Regions from separate parts of the Homo sapiens genome. Here region 2 is linked to region 1. The links are chromatin contacts, found by Hi-C or POLR2A ChIA-PET in ENCODE. All regions are on one chromosome and are shown on one strand. The core of a region is the stretch at or near the end of the contact, and the rest is flanking DNA. Distances in the headings are between cores, read along the strand shown. Region 1 overlaps KCNJ15 (potassium inwardly rectifying channel subfamily J member 15). Region 2 has its middle 35 kb from the start of LINC01423.

The links. Hi-C counts contacts between places; a loop is a spot of excess contacts on that map. ChIA-PET counts read pairs that join two places held with the same protein, here RNA polymerase II (POLR2A). Pooled maps may share reads with other maps.
Region 2: a map of CD14-positive monocyte shows a loop between it and region 1 (2.0-fold over the local background). The contact joins two enhancer-like sites. A Hi-C loop is called at or near these places in 5 of 168 maps with a recorded cell type or tissue (CD14-positive monocyte, PC-3 and aorta), 7 of 37 single-sample maps with no recorded cell type and 12 of 50 pooled maps. POLR2A ChIA-PET finds 5 or more read pairs at or near these places in 9 of 52 experiments (A549, AG04449, AG04450 and 6 more).

The regions. Positions count from the first base shown.
Region 1 is chr21:38,276,108-38,280,325 of GRCh38, forward strand. All of the region lies in intron 1 of KCNJ15 (potassium inwardly rectifying channel subfamily J member 15), which reads left to right. Among named protein-coding and RNA genes, the nearest start is that of KCNJ15, 21 kb to the left of the region's middle. RefSeq lists an enhancer at 1,255-2,454. Within about 2 kb of position 1,489, at least 5 of the 41 ENCODE cell types and tissues checked have a DNase peak (open chromatin) inside an H3K27ac peak, as active enhancers do; they include CD14-positive monocyte, where a contact is called at or near this core.
Region 2 is chr21:38,308,815-38,313,006 of GRCh38, forward strand. No RefSeq gene overlaps it. Among named protein-coding and RNA genes, the nearest start is that of LINC01423, 35 kb to the right of the region's middle. Within about 2 kb of position 1,902, at least 3 of the 41 ENCODE cell types and tissues checked have a DNase peak (open chromatin) inside an H3K27ac peak, as active enhancers do; they include CD14-positive monocyte, where a contact is called at or near this core.

The sequences.
Region 1 (4,218 bases), core at 239-2,738:
GGATACTGTTAAGGCATGAAGGAGCCTATTCTGCTTGGCATGATAACAATTTATGTATATGTCATCTCTTATATCAAATGGTATACTTTCGAGGGCTAAGATCATGCATCTCTCACCTTTACGTATTTCAAAGACCACAGTAGTATAAAATGTTTGCTGAATAAATGAGCAAATGAATGATGTTTTGGTAATTAGGAGTCACTGGGGAATAATGGCAGCTCTTAGGAAATGGTACCATAGTTCCATTCTTGGGGTAGGGCTGGGCGTGTCCCCATGGAGTTCACAGAACTATGTCATAATTTCAGTACTAAATTATGTGTGTTTTACAGTTTCTCTCAATCACCCATTCTATGTTTTATTTAAAATGGTAATAGGAATAGCATGTTAGAAACTGGGTCCTGTACTCATTAACAAAAAGAAGGGAGCAACAGACATTGGGGTCTACTTGAGGGTGGAGGGTGAGAGGAAGGAGAAGCAGAAAAGAGAACTATTGGGCACTGGGCTTAATACCTGGGTGTTGAAATAACCTTTACAACTAACCCCCATGACACAAGTTTATCAATGTGACAAACCTTCATACCCTTTTTTTGGTACCCCGAACCTAAAATAAAAGTTTAAAAAATTATATTTTAGAATATATTCAAAAAGTAGGATATTATTTCTCAAAGAAAACATCTGAATTCATACTTTAAAAATATTTTTTAAAACTTGAAGTTTGATCAAGGCATTTACATCCTAGGAGACAAAAGCAATCATTTCAGTATGCATTCTAGATTTATCAACTGCATACATATTTTAGGAAGATTTTAAGATATTTCAATATAATATCTAAAAATGACCACTTAATTTTAGTAAAAAGAGACTCCCACCTTCTGGTAATTGACAATTACTATGGTCTGAGAGTGTTTAGATTAAAAAATTGTGTGTGTGTGTGTGTGTGTAAAATTATCACAGGAAAATCAATACATCAATAGTAGCACCAAAAAAGAAAAAAAAAAGGAAAGAAACTAGGTCCTATTTTTCATGACTAAGAAGTTGACAATGGTCTTTCCAAATTAAGACTCGGCATCTTTGATTTTTGTAAACATATCCTGGAGATCGAATGTGAACATTTGATGGCTGATGGGAAGAATTGAGGAGGATTAGGGGAGCACTTGACTTTGCCATGATTCTCAAGTTAAATCCTTGGACCTCTTAAAGATGTTGTTGATGAAGCTGCTAAAATGGTCACCAGATGAATATAAACAAGTAGGACCCGCAGTAATTTCCAGGCTAATTTTGTGCACGTGCGTTTAGGGGCGAGTCAAATTAAATGAATGAGGAGCTGATGTTCATGTGAAAGTAATTACTCTCCTCCAGTAGAAATCCTAATCCTACAAGTAACTGCAGAAATAATTAATCATAACTAAGAAGCAAACCACTCTCAGGGAGAAAAGCTGTATCTGAACTTCCACGTGCTCTTGGAGGATACGGGTGATTCACGGCATAAGAGTCATCTACCAAGTCATCTGCAAGAGCGAGTGCAGCTTCCAAGAGGGTCTGAGTCAGAACAGATAAAAGGAAGTTCTTCTTAACTCAGAAGATTTCAACACTGGGGAAGCTCATTTCCCACAGAGATAGAAAAATGTGCACTATAAATCACTCTCAAAAAGCAATTTAGACAACTACGCAGGTAATGATAAATGCATGGAGAGCACTCACATGTTTTGGGTTGTGTTTTTGACCTTCATTCATTCTTTATAGATTATTAATCCACGGATTAAGTCATTGACTCATTTATAGTCATGAGTCATTAAAACTTTTCTGGAGCATCTACCACATGCCAGCAACTGTGCTACTTAGGGTACAAAGGTGGACATGGCCCAACCCCTGCCCTCAAAGAACTTCTAGGGAACACTGACTTTGCAGGCATGATTCCGTCTGCATCACGCATCAGTAAACAGCTATGTGTACTGTAGGGTATTGAGACACAATGACGTTCCCTCTGCTCAGCTCATCACCACAACCAATGTGTAGGAGCTTGCTTTTTGAGACCCAGCGGTGCTTTCTATAACTGGAAGATTCCAAGTTTCCTTTGCTTCCATTTATGCATTCAGCAGACATTAAGGCCCTGCTAGAACCTAGGCATTGGCATGTACAAGATGAGATATGGCAGCTTGCATTCCAGTGGAAGGTGGTGGGGTGTGATGGATGAAGAGCTGGCTTTTGAGTCAGACTACAATCTTAAACATTGTCGCCACTACTAGCTAGTTGTGTGACCCTAGGCAAATGCTTTAACTTATCTAGCCTCCATTTACTTATTTTTACCAGCATTACTCTGAAGTGTGGAGTTATACATACATGAGCTGCCGACACAGTACTAGTTACATATTCATTCTCAACTAGTGGCAGTTGTTGGTTGGATCATTATTATAATTAAATATACACAAGCAAAACAGATATCTCTAGTACACTGAGATAAATATTCTGGGAGACAGAAGCATAGGCAATCATGTAGAGAAAGCCCCAAACCCATGGGAACAGGTGGAGAAAGCACCTACCTAGAAAGGGTAACACCCCAAAGGATAGACATGAGAACGCTGGCCAAGACAGGAGGTGGGCTTTCGGGCAGATGGCATGGCATCAAGTCAATCAATAGAGGACTAATCCATCTGGGCAACTGCAAGTCATTCTGCATGACCTGACCAGGTAACAACCTAAGGAGTGGCTGGCACTAAGGCAGGTGGGGCCAGTTTCTGAAGGGTCAGTTTCAGGAGCTGAGGCTTTGGTTTGTAGACAATGGGGCCACTAAGCTGGGCGGCAGAGTGCTTTAGGGACACCACTGAGGAGGGACTATGAAGGATGCTATAGAGAGAGGACAACTTGAGATGGGGACCTCAATTATGAGCCTGTGCTGTCATGCAAGAAATAAAGTATGTGGATCTAAACCAAGGCAGTGTCACCCAAGAAAGAAAATGTGTGGATCTAAACCAACGCAGTGACAGTGGGAAGGGAGAAAATGGACAGCTTCAAGGGATGTTGGGGTAGACTCGGGGTGCTGAGTATTTTTCAGTGCCTGAGGGTCTACGGGAGGAAGGGAGTTGCCCTGGGTAATGGATAATGAAGCTAGGCTGGGTCTAATTTGGGGTGTTTGTGGGCAATCAAAGGGAGGAACCACACACAGTTGACTGTTGTTCTGGCAGTCTTGCAAGAGCAATCTGGAACACAAAAAGTCTAGGCTTCATGAACTACAAAGGTAACATCTGAAACCATGGGAGTAGATGCAGGAGTGTGTCTTTAGTGAAAATAAAATAGTTGGAGCATGGAGCCTTGGAGAAAATGCCACTTCAAGATTGGCAGAAGAGGAAGAACCTACAGATGGAACTGAGAAGGCATCAGAAAAGTAGAGGTCAAGTTGAGAGAAGAGAGTAGCAGCAGACTGAAATGCTATGGAAATATCAAGGAAGATAAGGAATGAAATGTATTTGCCAGCTGAGTTGTAAGTAACTCTGACCAAGTGGAGTGGTGAGCTGAGAGGTTACTCTCTTGGTTGAAGAGTAATCACCCAGCCCTCAAGGAAGTGGAAGCAAAGTATCGCTTCTGTCCTTTTTAAAGCTCTTCTCCATATCATTGACTCTGCTCCCCAAAGCTTGGCTTTTAGTGAAAGCCATTCTATTTAGACAAACTCATTGTCTCTCCTCTCAACCCCAAGACAAGCATTTTGATCTCTTTAACTCCATGGGTTTTATTACCAATGAATGAAATAGGACATGGCACACAGAGCAGACAGAAGGCCATTGCCAAGGTCTTTCAACTGGGGTCCCACTCTCAATTTTACTTCCTGAAAGTTCAATGTCTTGGCTGAAAACAGGGCTGAAGATAGATCCAAGGAAGACCACTGGGAATTGGCCAACTAGGTTTAAACTGGGGAACAACTCCCCTCAAGTGGCAATTTTAAGGGTCTTCATCCTGCCTCATTGGCTTTAATCCCTCTTGAACATGTCAAAGTGGTTGGAAGACTGAGTCCTGGTGGGCCACATTGTGTTTCTGTGGACTGCGGACTAGTTTCAGAGGAAGCACCTGTCTAACTTAACCAGGGATCACTTAGGATGAACACCAGTTACACAGTATAGAAGACATAAATATTTGAAATTTTATTTGCAGCCACTGTTGCACAGTGCAAGCTGTCTCAGAAATTAAGGCATATATATAGTTCAAATGGGACCAAAGTAGTCTTTT
Region 2 (4,192 bases), core at 652-3,151, 33 kb after region 1:
TTCCCAGAAACTCTTACATTGTTCAAGTGATTATGTTCTAAATTAGTCTATTCCTTTACTGGAATTTAACACTTGCATAATAATCTTAGCTGATAAGGTATTTGAGTGATCTAAATGTGTTTTCACCCGTCCTAAGGGCTGCTTTCTGCATCTTTCTTAGTTTGCCTCTATTGAGTCTGCCAGAAACTCTTACTCTTTTTAAGATTTTGTTCACGTTTTTATTTTATTTTTTTATTTTTTGAGACGAAGTATCCCTCTTGTTGCCCAGGCTGGAGTGCAGTGGCGCAATCCCAGCTCACCGCAACCTCCGCCTCTTGGGTTCAAGCAATTCTCCAGCCACAGCCTCCTAAGTAGCTGGTATCAGAGGCTCCCACCACCACACCCAGTTAATTTTTGTATTTTTAGTAGAGACGGGGTTTCGCCATGTTGGTGAGGCTGGTCTCGAACACCTGACCTCAGGTGATATGCCCACCTCAGCCTCCCAAAGTGCTGGGATTACAGGTGTGAGCCACCATGCCCAGCCCACACATATTTTTAATTAACAAATAATAACTATATATAGTTAGGGATTACAATGTGATATTTTAATACACATTTTAGAATAATTATATCAAGCTAATGATATATCCATCTCCTCACGTATTTTCTTTTTTGTAGTGAGAGCATTTAAAACCCACTCTATTAGCAGTTGTACTTTCTCTTGACAGTGTACCTCTCTGTAAACTCTGTTTAACGTGCCCACTCAGCATGTGATTTAAAGATCTGCAATGAATAAGTCCACTATGACCAACAGACTCACAGCCTCACAGCAGCCCAGAACAGTGTGCTTCTCCTTACCCCTACCCCCACAGTAAGTCTGGCTGACCTGCTACATGTTCAAATATGTTGTGGCATGTTCTATTGCCCGCGTGCCTCTTCTGCTCATACAAGCCCCACACCCCCCAAACACACAAGTCTCATGACATCTGGTCACATCTTAGATATCCAGAGAGCAAGAAATATTCATATTTGTAGGGCTCTGAATGCTAAAAACAACTTCAAATATTCAATAGTCCATGTTATACCCCATGAAAGGGTAGAGGAAGGACATATGCAGTTATCTACACTTTGCAGAAGACCCTGTAGCCCACTGACATCACTTCCAGAGTGGCCCAGTGAGCCATTGGTGGCAATCTGGGTCTTTTCCTTCTTTTCTTTTCTTTTTTTTTTTGTTGAGACAGGATCTCACTCTGTCACCTGGGCTGGAGTGCAGTGGCGTGATCACGGGTCACTGTAACAACTTCCCAGGCTCAAGCAATCCTCCCGCTTCATCCTCCTGAGTAACTGGGACTGCAGGTGTGCGCCACGATACCCGGATAATTTTTTAATTTTTTTGTAGAGATGAGGTCTCAGCTTATTGCTCAGGCTGATGGCGAACTCCTGAGCTCAAGCGATCTTCACACCTTGGCCTCCCAAAGTGTTGGGATTACAGGTGTGAGCCACTATGCTCAGTCTGGATTTTTTCCTTCTGGCCTAGTGTTTTATCTCCAAAATTTACAACATGGAAATCTCATGGTGGAGCAGATTTCCATGTGAGATGGATCAAAATTAGGGCAAAAGTGATAGCAGAATAGATAACCCAGGTGAAAGCATGAGACTGGGAGTCTGGATAAATTGCCTAAAGGCCTAACATGCTTCAAAAGGTCTGTTATTTAGAGGCTGGCAACATGAGATAAATATCCCGAAGGTAGAGAAGATATGAAGTGATCAATTGAAAAGGAAAAGGCAGAGGAGTAAGAATGCCATTCATCAAGACAGAAACAGAATCCACATCCCTGCTGTTCATCTAAGCAGAGACAAACGGTTGACCAAAGACTAGACATGGGGTGACTAAGATTAAGAAATCCTACAGAAAAGTCAAGATGAACAAGCATTCAGTTCTCAAGTCCTCACATTCATTATGATTGCATCATATGAGGCTCAGAAAAGTTGAGTAATTTGTCCAGTTACCCATCTACCAAGGCGTAAAGCCAGGAGTGGCCAACATAAAAGCCTGGCTTCCTCTCCATGTTTTGTCCTGCCTCCCAGGTGGGCCATTACAGGGTGCATCCAAAAAAGCATAGGTGATTTGGTGGTTGATGCTCTTGGAGCCAAAGCAGCATTTGCTTTGTGCTCAAGTGTTTCCATCAAGTGAAAACAAAGCCATGGTTGAATTGCGGTGTCACCACAGACGACTTGCGGGCGTTGAATTCATGCAATGCAAATAATAAGGGATTGTGCCAGTGTGCCTCCCATTGTGAATAGAGCAGTGAGCTTTCAACTGAATGTTTTGCTGAGTTCTAAAAACCTGATTTGTAAGGATTTATACTGGGCTTCTCAGAGAGGCTTTAGGGTAGGTAATTATTTTAAGGTCTTGGCTGATTGAGTCAAGCGGCAAAGAGAGCTTTGTAGAGACAAGCAAACACTGCAGAATCAGTGCAGCTGGCTGGAATCCGATACTGAGCTTACAGGGCCTAAAGGGAGCAGGTGAGTGGTCCCAGCACAAGCAGTCACTGCAATTACAGTGACCAGGCCCGGGGAAGGAAGGCTCAAGACCCAGACACCAAGAAAAGCTAGAAACACAGGGCAAGAGAACAAGGGGTCTTAGAAGCTGACTCTAGAAAGATGTTCTGACAGATTGCTCTTGGCACTAGGGAAGACCTGCCTACAAATCTCTCCATTTCACAAGCAGATAAATAAAGAGGGGCAAATAGGAGAGGAGTGGAGTATGAACCCACAACACATGACGGAGATCAAGGAAGTAGAGCTTCAGGAGCAGAGACCCAGACCCAGGGCCTTCAAATCAAGGGCAGGACTCTGTCCTTAATAGGAGTCAGGAAGAAGGGAAGCAAGACAAAAATCCTACTGCAGGGACAGAAAAATGAAGGCTGGAACTCAAGTGCAAAGAGGCTGGCCAACACAGGAAAGGAACTGGGTAAAATACTGGGGCTTCCTCATTGGAAAGAAGGATTTGTGGCAAGCTGGACCTGGACAAGGTACACTTGTTAAGGAGTCAATGGCTCGTAACATCTTCATCTCTCCTCAGTAGGAATCAGAGCCGGAAACCACAATTTCTATTTCAGTGCTTCCCAGGGCAAGAATTGGCAGCCAGAAGGCAAGCACATCATCACAGCCTGAAGTGCATATTTCATCATCAGATGAAGCGGTTTCTCGCATCATTTATTATTTACCCAGTCACTTTAACAACCACCTGATCTCTGAGACAGGTCCGTGGAGTGTTGTGGTCTCCACATTAATATTTATTTAGCGATGGACATTGTACTAGGAAATAAAAGCAGATTCCTAAAAGAGCTATGTTATTTGTATTTTTCGAGGGCTGCCATAATAACTGCAAACGGTGGTTTAGAACAATTCATTGTATCACATTTCTGGAGGTCAAAAGTCTGAAGGAGGACCATGCTCCCTCTGAGGTATTTTCGCTGGTCTCTCCCAGCTTCTAGTAGGCTCAGGAGCTCCTTGGTTTGTAGGAGCATAATTCTATAATTCTAATCTCTGTCTTCATGTGCACATGGTGTTCTCACATCAGCTTCCCTTTGTGCCTGTCTCTGTGTCCAAATTGCCCCCTTTTTATAAGGACTCCAGTCATGTTGGATTAGGGACCACCCTAATGACCTCATTTTAATTTGACTACCTTTCTAAAGATCCTATTTCCAAATAAGGTCACATTCTGAGGTACTAGGGGGTTAGGGTTTCAACATATCTTTTTGGGAGGATACAATTCAACCCATAACACTATTCTTTCCCATCCATTTCATCACCAATTGATCTACCTTCAACCTTCCTTCTAATCAGAATCATACTCATATAAATAAACCAGAATAAGATTCTTTGCTTTGGAAGAGACAGAAGCTTTCTCTGGGTTACTGTAACTGTCCTGAATTTCCTATTTCTGCAGAATGGACAGAAAAAGCTGACTTCTAGCAGACATTCTATTATAGTTTGACCATAGCCACATGGGAAGTTATGCCAGTGGACATTCCTTTGGAGACAGTTTCTGGTTCTTAGTGCAGAGAGCAAAGAACATTCTTCCTTGGAAATTGCCTCCACTATTTTGTAAACAGGAGAGGACTTTTCAAACCTGGTTTTCAAACAGCCAGAGACTAATTGTGCCCTCTCCAAGTTAATCATATACTGGGCTTCCTCTCTCAACTGC